Linked DNA regions of Homo sapiens: region 2 is linked to region 1. A link is a loop called in an ENCODE intact Hi-C map of the cell type or tissue named here. Cell type or tissue: heart right ventricle. All regions are shown on one strand.

Evidence for each region. Hi-C counts contacts between places; a loop is a spot of excess contacts. Peaks named below come from ENCODE experiments on the same cell type or tissue, not always from the same donor. Only the 100,000 strongest peaks of a DNase experiment are listed, where the experiment ranks them.
Region 2: it touches region 1 in a loop (1.9-fold over the local background); 3 of 110 quality-filtered maps call a loop at or near these places.

What each region holds. Positions count from the first base shown.
Region 1 is chr3:72,241,897-72,249,896 of GRCh38, reverse strand. No RefSeq gene overlaps it. Among named protein-coding and RNA genes, the nearest start is that of LINC00870, 95 kb to the right of the region's middle. RefSeq lists a silencer at 7,578-7,785. In heart right ventricle, a CTCF peak has its summit at 4,565 (motif pointing left); DNase peaks (open chromatin) are centred at 2,965, 4,216 and 4,562; H3K27ac peaks cover 1,513 bases.
Region 2 is chr3:71,982,595-71,990,594 of GRCh38, reverse strand. No RefSeq gene overlaps it. Among named protein-coding and RNA genes, the nearest start is that of LINC00877, 110 kb to the left of the region's middle. RefSeq lists enhancers at 7,594-7,943, 7,313-8,000. In heart right ventricle, a CTCF peak has its summit at 3,348 (motif pointing left); no DNase peak of the experiment used is centred here.

The DNA of each region.
Region 1 (8,000 bases):
TATTAAGGGACTCGTTGTTTTTAAAACTTTTATCTTAGGCTCAGGTATACATGTGCAGGTTTGTAATATAGGTAAACTCGTGTCACAGAGGTTTGATGTACAGATTATTTCATCACCCAGGTACTAAGCCAATAGTTATTTTTTCTGATTCTCCCCTTCCTCCCACCCTCCACCCTCAAGTAGGCTCCAGTGTCTGTTGTTCCCCTCTTTGTGCTCATTGATTCTCATCATTTTGCTCCCACTTATAAGTGAGAACATGCAGTATTTGGTTTTCTGTTCCTGCGTTAGTATTGCTAAGGATAATGGCCTCCAGCTCCATCCATGTCACGATCTAATTCCTTTTTATGGTTGCATTGTATTCCATAGTGTATATATACCACATTTTCTTTATCCAATCTGTCATTGATGGGCATTTAGGTTGATTCCATGTCTTTTCTATTGGGAATAGTACTGCCATGAACATATGCGTGCACATATCTTTATGATGGAGTGATTTATATTCCTTTGGGTATATATCCAGCAAAGGGATTACTGGGTTGAATGGTAGTCCTGTTTTTAGGTCTTTGTGGAATTGCCACACTACTTTCTACAATGGTTGAAGTAATTGACACTCCCACCAACAGTGTATAAGCATTCCCTTTTCTCCATAAGCTCACCAATCTGTTATTTTTGACTTTTTAAAAGTAGCCATTCTTACCGGTGTGAGGTGGTACCTCATTATGGTTTTGATTTGCATTTCTCTAATGATCAGTGATATTGAGCTTTTTCTCATATGCTTGTTGGTCTCATTGATAAGAACAGATGTCACACTTGATCTTAGCCAAAAAGCTGCGAAGCAATGGGACTCATTTTTTTTTACAGAGCATCTTGTCGGTGCAGGATGCTGGGAGCTATGCCTTGGGAAATGCTGGCAGAGTACTTTGAGATGTGTATCTGTCATTATGACCTGAGGGGGTCATGGTACCAGTATGCCTACATAGGCCAGAGGACTGGAAGAGCAGAGATGGGGAATGGGTCTGATGCCATGAAGGAGCCCTCCAAGGCTGTCTGTCCTGCTGTTGCTGTTTATAGTGACCTGGGAGAAGTAAAGGAGAGACCACTTTATTCCCTTGATCTCTGCATGGCCCCTGAGCTTCACTGTGGTATCTCCTTGTCTCCCATATTCTGGCAAGGCAGCTACCATGGTGTGGTAGAAAGGCCGTGGCTCTGGGAATAGAACACCATCAGTAAGCAGTGCTGAGATCTTGGCAAATCAGCAGACTTCTCTTGCTTCTCTTTCCTCACCTCTACAAAGAGGATGGGATGAGACCAAGGGTTTCACATTAAGCTCTTTGAGGCCTTGGTGGCACTCTGGAGATAACAGGGAGGCTATTGTTAGGGGTATGATTCAAGGGAGGAGCTCTTGCTCACTCTTCCCCATTTCAATAGAGTATCTCTATTTTTATCCATTTTAAATATTAGGGTTCTGTGAGTATCAGTAAGCATTACTGGTTGCTAGCTGTAGAAACAGACTTCCCTACCCAGAGAAGGAAACTAATTAAAAGGACGGTAGAGGTAGAGAGAGTTATTCAAAGATTAAATAAGATGCTGGAGGGCCAGGCTTGGGGTTGGAGGAAACAATGCCAAGAGAGTTCTGAAAAGCTGGATTGGGAACCCCAGCAGGTGGGCATGCTGCCATCATGCAGGCTGCCTTCCAGCCAGACCATTAGCCTTGGCTTTCTTGTTAAGACTGAATCTAGGGAGAAGGCTTTCAGTGGGCTGAGCCTGCCTCTGGGGCAGGAAGAGAAGCCATGACCTCTTGGACTTCCAAAGTGGGCAGTGGTCACCCAAAAATCTTTCCAACCAAGACCTCACAAAGAGTCATGAGGTGTTTTTCTAAGAAGTAAGCCAGGTTCTCTAGGAAAAAGGAATAAATGATCAACAGTCCCAAATAACAAATATTCACTCTATCCATATGATTCTATTGGCAGAAGAGTTCTATTGTACATTCATTTGGAAGGCATCAGGCTAAGGGCCCTTCCCACATGACAACTAGAGAAGTTCATCCCATCCAGCTGTTCAGTCTCCAGCCAGGAGAGGAGGGGGCAGGAACTCTCTGGCTTCTTGACCACAGAACTGCCCCACATGCCACTGTAAGCCCCAGTTCTCCTGACAGCTGGTGGGGAGACAGCAGGAAGACCACTGCCTTGGCTTGGGTTACCCCAAGAAAGCAGAGCTACAGAACAAAGGCTTGCATGCAGGTAGTTTATGTTGTCCTCACAGACTGGAGACAGGGCAGGAAAGAAAGCAATGCAGAATATGTTATTGAGCCGATCATCACTGTGGACCATGGGGCTCAGGGCTGCCAGGACCCTCTGAGAAGCCACGTAGAAGAGTCCTAAGAATTGTCTAGCTGAAGAACAGAGAGGGAAGTAATTGTATACTGGCTCCTGCCCTCCATGGGTCAAAGATTGCCCATGATGTGTTGGGTTTGGTGTGTTGGGTTTGGGCAGGCAGCAGAATAGCAGAGTGCGTTCCTGCATGAAATGGCAGCCGGGAATCCCCAGTGTGAAAAGTGAGAGATGTGGGCACACGTGATGGCTGCAGCATCGGCTGGAGGCAAAGCGTGGGTGGGGAGGGTGGAAGGCAGGGCACCAGGGGCGTTCAATGCAGCAACCCCTTGGCTACTTTCCTCTGCCTCATCCCTCTTTGAGGGACACAGGCACATGATGTGCCTGATATTCAGGTCGCAGGAGGCTTCTGCATGGTTTGCTTGTTGGCTGGTGGGCATTCCAGCCAGTGAGGAAGGGGTCACCTTTGACTCCACACAGCATGGCATCTCTCAGAGTTTGGGGACCGACATTTCATAAGGGACCTCACCCTGCTTCCCAGCATCTCTCCCTTCGAGTCTGTATATTCATCCAAAGGCAGTCTGTATTCCAAGAGGGAAATCTGCCTCCTGCTCACCCTACAAGCTGGCTCTGCCCCAAGGGTGAGGTTCAGTGTGCGGCAGCCAAGGGCCTGCAGTCAATGGGGACAGAAAGGGAGCCTGTGCCATGCTCGGGCCAGGGCAATGGAGGCTTGAGCAGGCAAGGTCCCGGCTTTTGCGCAGGCTGCCTGTAGAAAGGGGGAGAAAGCATGCCTGCAAAGCTGGCTGGGCCTTGGCCAACCTGTCCAAACCTCTCAGGAGGTTTGTTGCTTGAACTGCAGTATCTGAGGCCTGCAAATGGGCCTCACCAGAGGCTTGAGATATTTTTATGAGTTTTTATTTCTAACATCCATTCGCCTCTGGCTCCCTTGCCAGTTGACACGGGTCAGACTCTCTTGTGACATGACTCTTCACGGCACCAAAGGCCCAAGCCTTGCACTGTAACCCCTTGGTGGAAGAGATTGCTATGGTTATGATTTTATTTTCAGTAAGTGTTCATGAATAATCTATTCCACTTACCAACACTTATCAGATCCCAGGCACTGTGCTAAGGACTTAACATACCTTCTCTCATTTTTCCCTACATAATTCCCTACTCATCCTTTGGATCTTAATTGTCCCTTCCTTGGGGAACATCTTCCTTGACTTGGTCACCCCTGCTCCCCCCATGCCCTTATTATGTGCTCTGATTGCACCACAAACCTTCTGCTTGAAGTACCTATCTATCTCTGTTGACATTTTACTTTTATTCGTGTCATTTTTTTAATTCACGTCTGTCTCCCATGCTGGAAGAAAAGTTGGTGGCCCATGCTCACCACCACATCCCACACCTAACACAGGGCCTGCCTGGCACATGGGAGACACTCACTAAAATGCATATGCAAAGAAACAATGATGGACTATCTTTCTCAGAACCCTACAGAGTATATTTTACACTAAGACTCGGAGAGGTTAAACAGCCGGCCCAGGGTCACATAGCTGGTAAAGGTAGAGGTAAGATTTAAATGTGTGTTCATCTGGCCTCAAAGCCAGGACTTCACTAGTGTGCTCTGCAGCCTTCTAGCGTTCAAGGGTATTTTCTCTCTTCCCCTGCCTGGTCCCACCTGTGAAGGGCAGAGGGGTCCTGCCCCAATCTCTGGCCCTCTCGTTTCACCTCCTGCCCCTCTCACTAGGGTCCTGACTTCCGCCCTCTGACCCTTCCAGCTGTGAATCCTGTCCCTTGCAAATGCGTCTGTTGCCATTCAGCAGTCTCTTGGCTGGCAGTGCAGGTCTCCATCTGCTGTAATGGCATGGTGCCTGCTCACAAGATGGCATGCTATTTTTACCCAGCTTAGGTGCCAAGCCGGCCAGATGTTTTTCAGCAGCAAAGGGAGGTTGAGCATTGCTGGGGTGTGGAGGGATGCTTCCAAATGTCAGCTCCTCAGTGGGGCTGGGGCAAGGGATGGCTCTGGGACAGGCAAAAGAAGCGCTCTGCCTGGAAGTGGGCACCTCCAAGAAGTGTCATTCCTGGCATCTGTCTGGGGCTCTGGCAGTGTGCCAGGAACTGGCTGCTGGTTCTGAACTCTTGCCGGGCTGGGATGAGTCTACTGCAGGAAGGAAATGCTCTGGGTCAGCGTTCCCAGTGAGTGCACGTGCTTCTTCCTCCCACTGGGGCCCTGGAGTCGCTGGACCCAGATGGTGACACCTGGAGGGCTTCCATGGCTGAACTGGCTGCTTGGAAAATTCCAAGTTTGGCTGGCGGCTCTGGTCTGGAGGAAATGGAGGAGCTGGCTGGATCAGGCTGAGTCCAGGCATTTGCTGTGATCATTTTTCCCTCAGAGCAGATGGAGCCAGAGGTCTGGCGATCTTAATCCCTGCTCTCTCCTTCCTGTGGGGGGTGACCCTCAGTTGAGAAATACCCCCCCAAATGACAGCTAGATGCAGGGGTGTGCGGCATAGCCCCGCTGGCCCAGCTCCCTGTTTTCCTAACTTCTCCACTCCTGTGTGACCTTGAGCAAGTCACATCCTCTCTGAACCTCAGTTTCCTCATCTGTAAAACATCCAGAGCCCCTCCCTGCCAGATCTGGGAGCCTGTATTGCAGTGAGTTGCAGGGAATCAGTTGTTGCCAAGCTTTGCTGACCTTTCCCCAAAACCAGCCATCCTCAGACCTGCCATGGGAGACGAGCAAACTCTGCTCTTCTGCCCTGATGTGTTCAAGTTCCATATCTAGATGCAAATCCCATTTCCTCCCCCAAGGAAACATTTCAGAAACCTCAGACCCCCTACAAGAGGCTGCCTCCAAGTCCAGGCTTCCGGACAAAAGACCCCCTTCTCCATGAAGGATGGGAGTGCATGTGGAGAGAGAGGAAATGTTTGCAGCTGTGGCAACCCGGCTGAGATAATCAGACTTCAGGGAGGGGTTCTTGAGGCCTAATTGAACACAGCAGTCTGGCAGTGCTGGGTACAGCCCAGGAGACGTCAGCCCTGGATGGGCAAGGAGGCCAGGGCTTCTCAAACTTGAATGTGCATCTGAGCCACCTGTGCATCTCATTCCAAGGCAGATGATTCAGTCGGTGCAGGTGGGGCCTTTGCATCTATGCGGTGGGCAGAATAACAGCCCCTCAAAGATTTCGCTTCCTAATCCCCAGGACCTGTGAATATGTTGGTTTACATGGTTAAGGGACGTTAAGTTTGCAGATGGAATTAAGGTAGCTGAGTGGCTGACTTTGAGATGGGGAGATTATCCTGGATTATGCAGGTGGGCCTGGTGGAATCACTGGGTGCTTATGTGGAGGAGAGGGAGGCAGGAAGAGAGGTCAGCATGAAAAGGACTCAACCTGCTCTTGCTGGCCTTGAAAGTGGAGGAAGGAAGTCACGAGCCAAGGGATGCAGGCAGCCTCTAGGTGCTGGGGAGAGCAAGGAGGTGGATTCTCCCCCCAGAGCCTCTAGGATTGCAGATTTGAGATCCTGCTGACACCTTGATTTTTGCCCAGTGAGACCCATTTCAGACTTCTGAACTACAGAACTTTAAAAGAACACATTCATGTTGTTTGGAGCTACTAAGTTGGTGGTAATTTGTGACAGGAACAATGAGAAACTCCTACAGTCCACATTTCTGCCAAGCTTCCTGGTGGTGCTTCCAGGCCACACTGTGAGTAACAAAGCTTCAGGCTGCCTGAGGGTGGGGCTTCTTCCTAGGCCAGGTGAGGACCTGGAGGTGGGAGAAGGCTGTTCAATGGCTTCCATGAAAGCTGGCTTTTGACACTGTTTTGTCTCTGTCCCTTCGTTCCTCCCCACACGATTGTTGGAGGTCTCTTGGTTGTTTCTTACTATGTTCCAAGTCAGGAGTTCCTGGTTTGTGGGCTGGGAGTGCTGGGGGAGTTACTGTAAAGGCCCCTGTTCTCCTGAAGATGAGCACTGTCTGTTACCCAAACAAATGAGACCTCAAGTAAATTGCATTTCTTTTGTTCAAATGAATGCAGGTGCCACGAATAGGACCCCACTGGTGGGGGGTGGTTTAGAAAAGAGGCTCTGTCCTTTGGCTAAAATCTAAGCTCTATAAGCACCCAGGTGTCCCTGTGTAGTCTGGACCCTCCCTCCTCCTCCCAGCCCACCTGGCTCTTTTCCCCTCATCACACATAAAGCTCCAGTACCAGTGGTTTCTTCCATCCTTGAACATGGGTCCTTTCTGCCTTGACAGACTCAGGGGCCTCCTCTTCATTCTCTGGACTTGGGTTAAGAGCTGCCTTATCAGAGGGGCCTTCTCTGACCACCCTGAGAGAGAATGGCTCACCTGATACTCTTTCTTAGTGTTCTGGGTTAGTGTCCTTTATTACAGTTTGTGGCTGTGTATTTATTTGAGGGCTTTGCCCACCGCCTGTCTATCCCTTTGGATTAAGCTCAGTGAGGGCAGGGCCTGAGCATTTTGTGTCCACCCATGCCCGGCACATTCAGCATGTGTCATGTGCTTAATACAAATTTGTTGACCAGGGAATGAATGAATGAATGAATGTACATCTAAGCCCTCATGCGGAGAATTCCAGAGTTTGTCTTCTTTCCTTGATGCTCTGAGCCTCCCTTCTGGACCGCTTCTGAGCAGTCTCCTAGACTGCTTATCCCTCTCAGAAAATAGGAGCCCTGTCGTTGACAAAATCGGTCCCTGCTTTCCTTAACATTTCCCCCTACCTTTTTTGTCTCTCCTTCCCATCTCCATTGTTTATCTCTGCCACAAGGAGCATGGTCTTTGCTGCTCTCTTCTCAGTTTGATTGGTTGCCTCCTAAAAGGAAAAAAAAAAAGTTGCATTCTTGGTGCCTGGACATCCTTTCTCCCATTTTAATCGCGAGTCAGTAGGGCTTTTGTATGGGATGAAGCTGAATACTTGTATTTACTTTTGTTTTATTCCCAGAGTTTTTCTTGTTCATGTGAGTGCTGGCAGCTGCCAGAAGAAATATTCTGTTTCTGGCCTCCCATCTTGGTGGGGGATGTGCAGGCTGAGAACACAGGAGCTGACTTCTATTGTATCAGCTGAGACTGCAGGGTAGACTGCAAGAAGTGCCTCCTTGCTGATGGACTGGTGAGACAGCAAGATGCTTCCTCAGGCTGCCAGGGAGCAGTTGTCCCTGGAGAGGTCTGGGAGAGACATGACCCTGCTGTGTGGGGCTGGAGGCAGGGGGTGGGCAAGATCCAGACATGAAGAGCCTGGGTAATGGCTGACTTGAGTTTACTCTTTTTTTTTTTTTTTTTTTTTTTGAGATGGAGTCTTGCTCTGTCACCTAGGCTGGAGTTGGAGTGCAGTGGTGCGATCTGACTCACTGCAACCTCTGCCTCCCGGGTTCAAGCGATTCTCCTGCCTCAGTTCCTGAGTAGCTGGGACTACAGGTGTGCACCACCACTCCTGGCATATTTTGTATTTTTGATAGAGACACTGTTTCACCGTGTTGGCCAGGCTGGTCTCAAACTCCTGACCTTAGGTGATCCACCCGCCTCGGCCTCCCAAAGTGCTGGGATTACAGGCATGAGCCACCATGCCTGGCCAAGTTTACTCTTTATACTTTTCTTTATTGGTGACATTTTCTACCACGAGTAGGAATTATCAAAAGTCTCATATCTGT
Region 2 (8,000 bases), 260 kb after region 1:
CATCTGCAGTCTTTATAGACTGGATTATGGATCTTGGATTATGTTTATTCTTCATGACAACCTGCTGTCATTTAATAGATATGATGGGTCTTTAAGTTATCTTGAAAATACTAATGATGACTTACCTAGTTTCACATGTTTTTCTTTCAAGATAAATTTGCTGTTTTCACATTGGCCCCTTTCCATTGCCACAAACAGTAAATTCTTTTTTGTTTTCTTATTTATTCAGAGAATAGCCTATATTTGCAAATTACTGAGATGGGCTAAGTTTCTTTCAGAGACTGTATTCATCCATGTCTGAATCACTGATACTCAGATGAAGGAGAAAGACCATGCAAGATAGTAATGTTAATGGGCAGGGCCCTGAAACTAGACTGCCTGGGTTCAAGTCCCAGTTCCACCACTTTCTAGCTATGTGATTTGGGGTAAGTTACTTGACTGGGCTGAACCTCAGTTTCTTCCTCCATAAAATGGAGATATTAATAATGCTGACCTCCTGGGTTTATGTCGTGAGGATTCTATGAGCCTAGATATAGGGTGCATAGAAGAGTGCCCAGCATATGGTAAGCTCAGAGAAAGTGTTAGCTGTGAAGATGATGATGACAATGATAACAGTAATAATTTTACTCCATTCATGCAGACTCCTCTGTTTGCTTTCCGAATTCATTGTTTCTGTGAAGTCAGGTCAAGCCAGTCTTTAATCTTGTCTTGAACCGTCACATTTTGCAGAAGTTCTTTAAGGTTTCTGGCATATGGCTTTAGGACTCTTCTGTGGTATAATAATGTAATAAAATTATTATTTTCTTCAGAGCAAAATCTGCCCTCCCACATAAGAAGGAGCTATTTTTCTTGGGAGATATTTTAGCTCACATTCCATAGAAAATAGAGCCTGAGATGATGCTTACCTGACCGTGCTTATTGGGGGTGCAATCACAGGCCACAAGAATAAGGGAACAAAGAAATGAGGTGGAGAAGGAAGGAACGCAAATGTAGGTGGTGCATTACCAATTGGGCTGGCCACAGCTTCACAATGAAACACAGCAGGTTGCTTGTTCATGCAGTACATCTGCAGAGAAGTAAAAGAGGTACTCCTAAGCCTCAGAAGAGTCCATCAGGGGAGCAAAGTGCAAGGAATTTAACTGTGGCTCCTTCACTGCCAGGTCTCTCCTTGGTCAACATTAGCTCCATGGGGCATTGACTCATGCCATTTCTGGGTGGTGTCATCTCCATCTAAGCAGCCACTGAGGAAGCCAAATTCCACGCCCCAAAGCATGATGCTTCTCCTGCGCCTGGAATTAGAGGGAGGAGCCAGGGCCCTGATGAGTCAGGTCAGTCCTGGGCCTCAGAGTGGGCATGACGGGGGTCATGGGAAGGCTTTGCCTTTACTCCAGGGGAGACTGATGCTGCTGCGGGGATTAGAATATGGGGACCTAGGATACAGATGTGAGCCCCTCCCTGATAGAATATTGAGAGGATAATTTTATTTTCTCCAGGACAGTGTATGCCCAGCCACCCAAGAAACATCTATTTTTATGAGGAGATGTTTTAGCTCATGTTGCTTAAAGATTAAAGCTTAGAATAGTGAAGCTGAGCAAATATATGGAGGCCCATAAGTTACATCCTGTGCAGTTTGAATATCCAAGAATGTTTGAGAAACAGTGTATGTTCATTGAACTAGTTTTTTGTTTTTGTTTTAAGCAAACAGGATCTTGCTCTGTCACCCAAGCTAGAATGCAGTGGTATGATCATGGCTCACTGCAGCCTCAACCTCCCAGGCTCAATGATCCTCCCCTCTCAGCCTCCTGAGTAGCTGGTACTATAGATGACTGACACCATGTCCAGCTTTTTTTTTTTTTTTGTAGAGACAGGATCTTACTATATCATCCAGGCTGGTCTCAAATTCCTAGGCTCAAGTGATCCTCCTGTCTTGGCCTCCTAAAGTGCTGGGATTATAGGAGTAGGCCACCACCTCTGGCCTGAACTGATTTTTAAAGGGAGAAATCCAGGGCTCCTTTCTCTTGAGTAGGGAATGTGAGCTGATGGTCAGAGTGGAAATGCACAGAGGCCAGGGGCTGGAGAAGATGAGATAGCCAACTCCTTAAGAGGAAGTGACGGGGAAGACAGAGAGGTTTTTAGAGTTTTATGAAGTTCAGTCTGGGCAGTGCTATAAATTCCCTTTCTCATTTTCCTTGAGATCATCAGCCCCATCTATATTACCTCCTAATAGTTTGTAAAACTGATCTATTTGAGGCAGGGGCACTGGCCCCAGTGCTGAGCTCAGCCTCAAAGAAGGCACAGGGTAAGCTGAGGATTACATTGAGATGTTTGCTTTGCCTGGGGTTCACCAGGTGCCAGCTTTTCCTCTGCATTAGACAGATTTTTGATTTCAAACAACAGAAATTAACTCTGGCTTTCTTCAGTGGAGAAGGAATTGAGAAAGAATATTGGGGACTGGACAGGGCAGGAATCAAGGCAGTTGCAGTAGGTCAATCAACAGGAAGAACCACAATGAATTTTAACAGGAAGCATCTGCCTAGGATGCCACCACTACCACCGCCAGGAAGAAATTAACCACCCTGCGGCTTTGCCTCACTCCCTGCAGATTTAGAGTCCAATTAGCTCAGCCCAGTCAGATGTGTATATATCCTGCCTGCCAGGGGAGCACAGGGAACTGTTGTGAGAGGCAAGGAACCGCGTTCCAACAATTACTACACACATGAGGCAGGAGGGGGTGGATTCTGCTTGTAATTCCGCTTGGAGAAGCAGGAGGCCACAGTCATTAAAGGTACTAGCTCTGGGATCAGATAGCCTGGATTTGAAGTCAAGCTTGGCCATTTTCTTGCTTAATGTACCTGGATAAGTCACTTTAACTCTCTGCTTTTCAGTTTCCTTGCCTATGAAATGAAGCAAAAACAATCCTTACCTTAAATTATCATTATGGGCTGGGTGCAGTAGCTCACTCCTGTAATCCCTGCACTTTGAGAGGCAGAAGTGGGAGGACTGCTTGAGGCCAGAAGGTTGAGGTTACAGTGAGCTACAGTCACGCCACTGCACCCTAGCCTGGGCAACGGAGCGAGACCCAGTTTCTAAAAGAACCCAAAAAGCTTCGTTATAAGAAGAAAAAAATTAATTTAATTAAAACATTTAAAGCATCATTATGAAGATTAAGGGTTAAAGCCCTGAAAACGTTGTTAGGGCCAAAAATTGTTAGCAACTTGTATTAGTTTCCCGTGGCTGCTGTAACAGATACCACAAAAACTGGCTCGGTTAGGAAAACAGAAATGTACTCTGTCACTGTCTGGAAGCTAGAAATTTAAAGTCAAGGTGTCAGCAGGACTGCACTCCCTCTGGAGGCTGTAGCAGGGATTCTGTTCCCTGCTGCTTCCAGCTTCTGGTGGAGCCTGGCATTGCTTAGTTTGTGGCCACATCACTCCAATCTCGGCCTCTGCCTTCATGTGGACTTTTCCTCCTCTGTCTTCTTATCTTCTGTCTCTTATATGAACACGTGCATTCCACTGAAGACTTATCCAGATGATCCAAGATGATCTCATCTTGAGAGCCTTGCTTAATTGCACCTGCCAAGACCCTTTCTCCAAATAAGGTCACATTCACAGGTACTAGGTGGACATATTTTTAGGGGGCCATCATTCAACCAACTACACAGCTCTCTGCTTTCATGCCCACATCGAAAAAGGAGTTGAATGCTGGATAATGGAGGCAGTCGACCCTTTATTTATGTTCTTTTGATAATCCTTGAGGGAATTAGGAGTTGGCGGTGGGGTGATTTGCATGGCCTGAGTCAGGCACATGACTCTGTATCATCAACACCGTTTTGATCAGAGGTCAGAAGCATGTTTTAGTGCTCAAGTAAGAAAGACTCTAGTGGGCCAAATGTGGAGAAATGACAGATCGCTCTCAAAACATACTGCTTCCTACCTTAAGACCGTAGCTGTCACTTCCTATCTTAAGACCCAAGCAGCTGGGTGATGGAAGGTTTTTCATCCATAGCTAAGACAACTGAAGGACCTGAGGTTCTAACTTCTGAGATATTCTCAGTGGTAAAACATTAGCACCTCTCACGTGGCAATAAACTTTACTGTTGTGCAAAGCCAGCCCAGTGTGCTGGGCAGATATGATTCCCCTAAGGAATCAGAGGAAAGGCCTAAGGCCCAGATTTTGTTCTGTTTGTACCCTCCTGGGTGGTGGCACAAGGGAGAGAATCTGAGGTCTTTCAGTCAAAACATCAGGGGTCGACTAGGCATGGTGGCTCACACCTGTAATTCCAGCACTTTGGGAGGCTGAGGTGGGAGGATCACCTTAGGTCGAGAGTTTGAGATCAGTCTGGACAACATGGTAAAACCCTGTCTCTACTAAAAATACAAAAACTAGCCAGGTGTGGTGGTGCACACCTGTAAACTCAGCTACGTGGGAGGCTGAGGCAGGAGAATTACTTGAACCAGGGAGGCAGATGTTGCAGTAAGCTGAGATAGCACCACTGCACTCCAGCCTGGGTGACAGAGTGAAACCCTGTCTCAAAAAAAAAAAAAAAAAAAAAAAGTGAGGGGTCATCAGGTGCAGCTGCCTTCACTTTGTACCATCAGGCCCATTCTATCTTTGATACATGATACCACGCAGTTCTACCTTCAGGAGACAGTCTTTGTTATTTCTCTACTTCTCTGTGCATGCGTGTGTGTGTGTGTGTGTGTGTGTGTGTGTGTGTGTGTGTGTGTGTTTTCTCCATAAGAATATGTAAGTTCTTCCAGAATAAGGAACCCTACCTCCCACCGAGTCTATCTTCCACCCCACCCGCCCCCGAGCAGCAGACTCTGAGACAGGAGTTTCAGTACACACTGTTGATTTGGAAAGTGATCCCACTAGGGGAGTTGGGAAATGAGACAGGGAAGAGAAGGAAGCCAATTTTGTGTGTTGCTGAGTGGGTTTTCACTGCAGACAACTGGGAACCTTCAGAAGACTGTGCAGAACCTACCAGGGTTAAGGCCCGCAAGGGGCAAGGAAGCTGATGCTTACCCTCCAATGCTCATTCATCATCAGCTGGGGCTGCTCTTGGGAGTATCAACTCCTGAGCACTTGCAGCCCAACATGTGTGCAGAGGAGAAAACCCTCAGGCAGAGATCACAGAGGACTTCGTAGGCGTGTAAGGAAGTCAGGGCCAACAGGATATGGGGGAAGCACAAGGCTTATGATTGTGGGCTTTGCAGTTAGAAAGTCCTGGATCCGAATTTTGGTTCAGCCAGTTGTGAGATTCTGGCAAGTTCCTTTTCTCTCTGAAGCTCATTTGCCTCCTTTGTAAATTAGAGATAATAATAGTCTACCTCACAAGGTTTTGATTCAAAATGAAACACTTACATGAAACGTTCGGTACATGCCTGGTGTGTGGGAAGCACCTGTGACCGTAACTGCCTTGTGCCATTTTAAGATTAGCACAGGACCAGCGCTGATAGCTATTGCTTGAATTGACTTTGAAATCTCAGTGAATGCTGGCACACTGCATTATGTTGTGTACACATTTTCATATCATGATTTTGACAGATTTGCACATGCTTTTGTTCTTTCTTTTTTTTTTTTTTTTTTTTTGGTAGCTCATTGTGGTTTTAACTTGAGTCTCCCTAATAACTAATGATGTCAAAACTGTTCTCATGTGCTTATTTGCCACATGTATTTTTTTTTTTTTTTTTTTGAGACAGAACCTTGCTCTGTTGCTTAGGCTGGAGTGCAGTAGCACCATCTCGGCTCACCGTAACCTCTGCATCCCGGGTTCAAGCAGTTCTTGTCTCAGCCTCCCAAGTAGCTGGGATTATAGGCACCCACCACCAGGCCCAGCTAATTTTTGTATTTTTAGTAGAGATGGGGTTTCACCATGTTGGCCAGGCTGGTCTTGAACTCCTGACAAGTGATCCACCCACCTCGGCCTCCCAAAGTGCTGAGATTACAGGCGTGAGCCACCGCGCCCACTGCCACCTGCTTTTGATACATCCTGGAACGTAAAGTATCTATTGGGTGTCAGATTGTAACTATGCGCCTGGGTGCACAGCCCCTTGCCTTTCTGGGTTTTGGTCCACAGAAAGCTAAGATATAAAGAGGGGAGGTATTCAGCTATTCAGAGGGGTTGAGAGACCAAGGAGAAGAAACGAGAGGGAGATGGTAGAGGAGACCCTCCCTTGAGGCTGCCCATCATTGTAGACAGATGGTTACTAAGGAGGAAGAGCCTGCATCATCTGGCGGCTGCTACAGGTGTGTCTGGCAGCTAAAAGTCAGACAGCTCAGGAAAAGGACTGTACCTTCCCATACTTCTAAATGTCAAGAGCAAGAGAGGGGCTCCCTGTGAAAGCCTTCTTAAAACAGAGCTAGCCTCAAGCATGATCCGGATATTAATCCTAACTTAATCTTGCATCACGTAAGGATTCTACTGAGCATAAAGGTCTTCAAACATAATATTCTTTGAATCCCAGTCTCCTCTGGGCATCACAGTGCTAGTTGTCTCAGCCTAGATTCTCTAGAAAACAGAGCTGGAGGCAAATGATTATACACTAATATTTTATTGGGAAGTGCAGTCCCAGGGATGATAGAGTGAGGGGAAACAGGAATGAGGTCAGGAATGAATGACAGCAAATATAAGAAGGTGCATGCCAAGTTGGCATGGAAAGCGATCGATTGCTCCAATTTGTCACTGTCCTCCGACAGGTTGTACACACATCTTAGGACAGTGTGCGCTCATTGGGAGGACAGTATCAGAGTTTATCCTTTCCAATAAGTTCTCCCAATTTATCATTTGACCAGCTTCTGTCCCTCACTGATCAAAGTGTTAACCACCCTGCTCACTTCCAGGTCACACATGTTGGGGTCTAGGCCACCTGGTGTCTCAGCAGCAACAGAGATGCCTTAGGGCAGGAGAGAAGAAGAGAGTCCTCAGCATAGGAGGCAAAGTCAGGCATGGGGCAAGAGCTGTTGGGTCGTGCTCAAGCAGGTGGTGTCAAAAACTCTCTCCTTGACCAAACTCTAGCCAGGCTCCTTTGAGCTCTTCGTCAACAAGGCCCCATCTTTGGGCATGTCCTCAAGAGCTCTTTCTCTTTTTTGAGACAGGGTCTTTCTCTGTCACCCAGGCTGGAGTGCAGTGGTGTGAACTTGGCTCACTGCAACCTCTGCCTCCTGGGTTTAAGCGATTCTCCTGCCTCAACCTCCTCAGTAGCTGATTACAGGCAATGCGCCACCATGCCCAGCTAATTTTTTGTATTTTTTTAGTAGAGACGGGGTTTCGCTGTGTTGGCCAGGCTGGTTTCAAACTATGGACCTCAAGTGATCTACCCACCTCAGCCTCCAAAGGTGCCGGTAATACAGGAATTACAAAGTGCCATGGCTGGCCAAGAGCCCAATTTTATCGAGAATCCTACTGTGTTTCTCCGGCCCATTTATTGAGTGACCCAAAAGGCTACCAGTTTTGAGTGAGGTCCAGAACAGGAGAAGGTTCTGCAATAGGTCCAGGCAGCTGTGCAAGCTGCTCTGCCATTTGGGCCATATGACCCAGCAGATCCAATGGTGCTTGAGGTGTCAGTGGCAGGTAGGGATGCCGTTTGTAGCCTTTGGCAGGCCTCCATAGGTGAATTGCAATGGAGGCTTCTAGGATTTTGGATCTAAGCCCTGTCATCTTCTGCAGATAACTACTCTCCTTTTGAGAGACAGCTCTTGGCCTATTACTGGGCTTTGGTAGAAACTGAACATTTGACTATGAGTCATCAAGTCACCATGCAACCTGAACTGCCTATCACGAACTGGGTGCTTTCTGACACATCTAGCCATAAAGTGAGTCACGCACAGCAGCATTCCATCATCAGATGAAAGTGGCATATACGTGATCAGGCTTGAGCAGGTCCTGAAGGCACAAGTAAGTTACATTAGGAAGTGGCTCAAATGCCCATGGTCTCCACTCCTGCCACCCTGCCTTCTCACCCCCAGCCTGCCCTGATGGCCTCGTGGGGAGTTCC